Linked DNA regions of Homo sapiens: region 1 is linked to region 2. Evidence: chromatin contacts called from ENCODE Hi-C or POLR2A ChIA-PET data. All regions are on one chromosome and are shown on one strand. The core of a region is the stretch at or near the end of the contact, and the rest is flanking DNA. Distances in the headings are between cores, read along the strand shown.

Region 1 (2,700 bases), core at 150-2,649, 1.4 Mb before region 2:
TGACTGGGATACTTACGGGGCAGTGAGGTAACCCTCCAAAAAGCCAGCCACAAACATGATGATCTCATTGCTCAGGGTTTGAGAGCCATAGCCAGCTCTGATCTCCAGGATGCCCCAGCCTGTGGTTTTCACAGAGTTATTGTAAAAGCCATAGGCGTCCCCATTCTTGTCCATTACATTTTTGACTTGTACTGTCTTTTCAGCAGGCATCCAGTATGCAGTTGCATAGTAGACTCCTAGAAGAAAAGGGAATAATGACAAAAACGCCATTCAAATGAGTTGTGATGCATTTTTTTCCTATGTATCCAACAATTTCAAGACGTTTGCTTTTAAAGATTTCCATTCTATTAGAATTGGGAAATCTGCCGTTACAGTTTGCCCTTAATTCCAAGTGGGGAAAAACTGGAATCCCAATCAAGGGGGATAAGCCCAAAACACAAAGAGCAAGGTCAAAGGTGGGGGTGTAGCTACAGCATCATAGAGGTGAGCCTGAGTGTTTCATCCTTAGAGGGTGGGAATCTGGGCAGGGCTGGAGCTGGACCTTACGCCTACTTATTGAGAGCTTGTTTGGAGGTTCTCGCAGGATGGCTCAGCTAGTTGTATACCCTTGACTGAAGACCGATCCTCCTCTATCAGGGATGATCGTCCTCTTTGACTGAGCGCTCAGCTTCAGGAGGGACGCACATGGAGCAGTGAGGGAGGAAGGGGACACCCGCCTAGCCAGCCAGATCAGCCAAATCAACCCTGGTGGTCAATGGGGTGACAGATGTCGCAGCCAGATTGCCCTCACTTCCAACGCCTACTTCTTAATTCAGACAAGAATAGGGCTCTTGTCCCTAGTCAGCAACTTCTTCCATTCCCCTTAACAGGTGGAACAAAACATCACCTTTCTCAGGCTCCTTATCCCTTGTCTCCTGCTTAATTCATCTAATGTCATATGACATTAGATTCTTTGCAGAAAAACTAGAAGCTATCACCTGTGACTCCGTATGGTGTTGATAATTTTGTGGGTCCGTCCCTACACAATCCCTGCACTCATCACGCCCATCTCTCCATTCTGGTTCACCTCCATTCTTTGACCCATGCTCTGGATCTCACTCTACCACCTTTAGGAACTCTGTTCTATCTTGTATCCTCTCGCTTCTGTGCCCTAAAGCTCCCTCTCTCGGCAGTAGCTTCTCCCCCTTTGGCATAGTTAACATGCTCCATTGTCTCATAGCTAAAAATAAACCAACTACAGAAGCCATCTGGATCCTGTGACCCAACAGAGCTATTGCTAGAATCTCTCACTCCCTTCATGAAATCATTACAAAGTTTAAAGTGTCCACACTGAATCAGGGACTGTTTTGAGTGCTGGTGACAGAGCTGTGAACATGACTGGCACAGTTCCAGGCCTCGCCTTCTGGAAAGAGGAATGCACTCACACCCTGCACTTCCTCCTCCTGTCCCTTGCTCCAGCCGGCTGCAGTCTGCTCTCCACCTCCAGGATACCAATGCGTCTTCTGCCTGGGTCACTAACAAAATCCTTGAGTCCTAATGTCATATGAACTTCTGAATGCATTGGACTCATGACCACTTACTCTTAAAACTTTTTCCTTCCACGGCCTTTGGGACACTACACCCTCCCCAGTCTCCTCCTGTGCCTGCCTTTTTCCTCATTCTCCCCACAGGTTCCTCTTTATCTTCAATACCCCACAGCACACTTAATAACACAATCTGGATGATTCCATCGCACTAGAGATTCGAAATATCCTCCATCGTGGTGTTTTCTCTCTCAGTGATCTCCCAGCCTGAAATTTGAATCCATCCTGGCTTCCTTTCTCTGTCTCATAACTTATGTTTAATCAAAGCCTTCTAAATATCTCTCCCACCAATCTCTACCTCTTTATCCCTATATTTTTATGCTACTTTAGGTAACACAACTAGCCGTTTAAGTATAGAAGAGGACTTTTTCAAGGTTTCTCTGACCTTTAATCCATTCTTCGTTCTCTACCAGAGTAGCACTTCTAAAATGTGAACTGATTTTGTTAGCTTGCCGGCTAAGAATGTTCAATAGTTTCTATTTCTTAAAAGTTCTGCTGCTGGGAGCAGTGGCTCACACCTGTAATCCCAGCACTTTGGGAGACCAAGGAGGACGGATCACCTGAGGTCAGGGGTTCGCGACCAGCCTGGCCAACATGGAGAAACCTCGTCTCTACTAAAAGTACAAAATGAGCCAGGCATGGTGGTGTGCGCCTGTAATCCCAGCTACACGGGAGGCTGAGGCAGGAGAATTGCTTGAACCCGGGAGGCAGAGGTTGCTGTGAACCTAGATTGTGCCATTGCACTCCAGCCTGGGCAAAAAAGTGCGAAACTCTGTCTCAAAAACAAAAAAACAAAACAAAACAAAAAGTTTTGCTTCCCACTTGGCCTTCGTGACCTGGTTTCCATCTACCTATCCAGCTTCCTCATCACCCACACGCACATTCGATGATCCAGAGACCATCACATACAGCTCTCCAACCTGCCAGTAACTAGGTCAACACCTTTGACTTTGCAGATGCTATTTTTTCTGCCTGATGTTTTCCCTCTGGTTAGCCACCTAGCAATCTCAAAATTGCTATTTAGGACCCAGGAAGCAGCACCTCTGTTGCAGGGAATGACTTCCTCTACAAACTCAATGCTTGTAAGCACACCATCTTTATGCCTTGTCACACTGTA
Region 2 (2,700 bases), core at 156-2,655:
GAAATTGTATACGTTTAACCAGGGAAAACCATGGTCCAGTTGTGAGTTTCAGGCCAGCTCCAGGCTTTCAGGGCCTGCTTTTCTCTTTTTCAAGGTTAATATAAAAAAGAAAAGTGCTATAGTATGTATGAGTAAGATCTACACACATCCGAAACATTCAACAGTGGCTGTGTGTGGACAAGGCTGAAAGCTCAATGTAGAGGAGTATACAAATATTACTATTCCTATTTAAAACAGCTCAGTAATTACTGTGTGAACTTGACAATAACATTAACAGCTTCCATTTTTTAAGTATCTACTGTATGCCATGTTATGTACTAGGTGCCTTGCATACATTCAACAGCTTTGCAAGGTGAACATATTTTGATCATCTCCACTTTACAGGTAAGTAGACAGACTATTATTTCCAGAACTGCCAAGTTACATTTATTAAATGGAAGAGCTGGTATATTAATGGGTTCAGCTCATTTTGAGCTCACTGTATTTCCCCTATACCAGGATGCCTTTCTATTCAGAACTTTGATGTCTAAAGTTACAGCAATGGAGATAAAATACATTATTGGCAGGATTGTTCAGAGACTCAAATGCTATCATACATCTATATATGATGTATGAAAGCACCTAGCACAATAACTGGCTCATGGTAGACAAATCATAACTAACTGTACTGTTTTCATAGCAGAGGTGCCTCTAAACGTGAGTACAGATAAGTTAACTATATTGAGATTGTGGAGTGACTCGACGATTTTAACCTCTTGGTCACAGAGAAATCAGGCTGAAGCATTTTACCTTTATAGAATCATAGTATTTTGAAGAACCAAGAAATTGTCAAGGTCTTCTTTTACAGATGAGAAAAATGAAGCTCGGAAAAGCAGTTAATTTGCCCAGGGTCACACATTTAATTATTGCCCGAGCTTGGCTAAGAAACCAGGTCTTCTGACTCCTAAGCCCTTGCCTTCTTCAGGCCACATAGCTGCTTCTTTTCATGATGTGTAGATTAGAAAAGTCAGTGTGCCCCGGGGCCCTTGATTGCACCTTGGTTTCCCTAACAAGGATATGGGATCCCTGCTGACATTTCAGACCTTAAGTTGCAGAGCTCTGCACTTGGATCTTCTTCCTTCTTGTTATATAATCTTACAGTTAAAAGTTTCTAGGAATATTTTTATTACGTGCAATTGGCAACTTCAGTATTTTTTAAAGGGTGTTGGTAGCATTATTTCCGGGAGCTACTTAGCGCTCCGGTTCGGTACCTCGTGGAGAAGACGGGGGAGGGGAGCAGCGAGATTTCCTTGCGGAGCAATATTCCTAGGGTACAGACCTCGTAGCCCGGGCCCGCGACTCCGCCCCGGGAGCGGGCAGGGGCGGGGCGAGCGCTCCAGCTGGCGGGAAGGAGGAAGGGCCGGGCGCGGCGCAGAGGCGGGCGCCTACCAGCCGGCAGCTCCGGAGCTGCCCGCGCCATGTCCGCGCACAATCGGGGCACCGAGCTCGGTAAGGGGCCCGCGGGGCTCCCCATCCCCTCTCCCTCGCGTTCAGCGCCGCCGGGACTAGCGCGGGGCCTGCTGCCGCCCAGTGCCCTGGCTGTGGGTCCCCGAGGGGTTTTCGCTGGGGCGGGAAGCAGTGGCGTCTGGTCAGCCCTCACCCCAAGTAAAGGCCGAACCCGGCACGTTCGCGCCGCTTGTCTTTGCACCTAAGCTTTTACTCTTGTATGCGGAAGGAGTAGGAAAGGGTTAGATTATTATCTTCCTGCCTTTTCGTTCACTCTAGCTCGCTGGTTGGAAAACCCAACAACCCAAAAAACAAAACCCAAAACAAACAACCCCCAAGCAGGTAAAAACAGATAAAAACCTTCTTTCTCCTCCTTTTAATAGAATACTTGTGTAATTTAATGCAGTATTTCCGTAGATAATTTTAACCGTAACCTTGAAGTGGCCGTGCTCGTGGAAAAGTTGTCAGCCGTCTGTGCTCAAAATGTAACACTGCAGATTCATGGGATTTTAGAGTTACAAAGATTTGTTAAAGTACCTGTATTATTTCCCAGTTTTCATCTTTTTTTATATTGTTCAAATACTGGCAAGAAACCTTAGTTCAGATTTCTTTTTTTTTTTTTTTTATTGATCATTCTTGGGTGTTTCTCGCAGAGGGGGATTTGGCAGGGTCATAGGACAGTAGTGGAGGGAAGGTCAGCTGATAAACAAGTGAACAAAGGTCTCTGGTTTTCCTAGGCAGAGGACCCTGCGGCCTTCCGCAGTGTTTGTGTCCCTGGGTACTTAAGATTAGGGAGTGGTGATGACTCTTAACGAGCATGCTGCCTTCAAGCATCTGTTTAACAAAGCACATCTTGCACCGCCCTTAATCCATTTAACCCTGAGTGGACACAGCACATGTTTCAGAGAGCACAGGGTTGGGGATAAGGTCACAGATCAACAGGATCCCAAGGCAGAAGAGAATTTTTCTTCAGATTTCTTAACATGTGAAAAATTTATAATTCAAACAGCAAAACCATGATCAAGAGAAGGTTTAAGCGTCTCGTTTAAGTATTATAGCTTGGATATCTGTGTATCCAGGATCTTTAACTTCTTACCTGTGTGACTTCGGACAAATTAATAACTTTGCGCTTAAGTTTCTTCATCTGTAAAATGGTTATTTTAGTGGTAGTTACCTTATAAGGCCGTTAGGAGATTAAATAGGATACATGTAAAG

What was found. Hi-C counts contacts between places; a loop is a spot of excess contacts on that map. ChIA-PET counts read pairs that join two places held with the same protein, here RNA polymerase II (POLR2A).
Region 1: a loop to region 2 is called in a map of gastrocnemius medialis, with 10 times the contacts of the local background. The contact joins the enhancer-like site here to the promoter of DERA in region 2. A Hi-C loop is called at or near these places in 1 of 168 maps with a recorded cell type or tissue (gastrocnemius medialis). POLR2A ChIA-PET finds 5 or more read pairs at or near these places in 1 of 52 experiments (activated B cell).

The regions. Positions count from the first base shown.
Region 1 is chr12:14,553,177-14,555,876 of GRCh38, forward strand. PLBD1 (phospholipase B domain containing 1) reads right to left here. Exons shown (of 11, transcript NM_024829.6): 2 at 17-236. It also overlaps the pseudogene RN7SKP134. Among named protein-coding and RNA genes, the nearest start is that of PLBD1-AS1, 13 kb to the right of the region's middle. Within about 2 kb of position 1,400, at least 22 of the 41 ENCODE cell types and tissues checked have a DNase peak (open chromatin) inside an H3K27ac peak, as active enhancers do; they include gastrocnemius medialis, where a contact is called at or near this core.
Region 2 is chr12:15,909,927-15,912,626 of GRCh38, forward strand. DERA (deoxyribose-phosphate aldolase) reads left to right here and starts at 1,406. Exons shown (of 9, transcript NM_015954.4): 1 at 1,406-1,488. The coding sequence starts at 1,458. RefSeq lists enhancers at 1,096-1,840, 1,841-2,584 and silencers at 1,264-1,323, 1,344-1,693.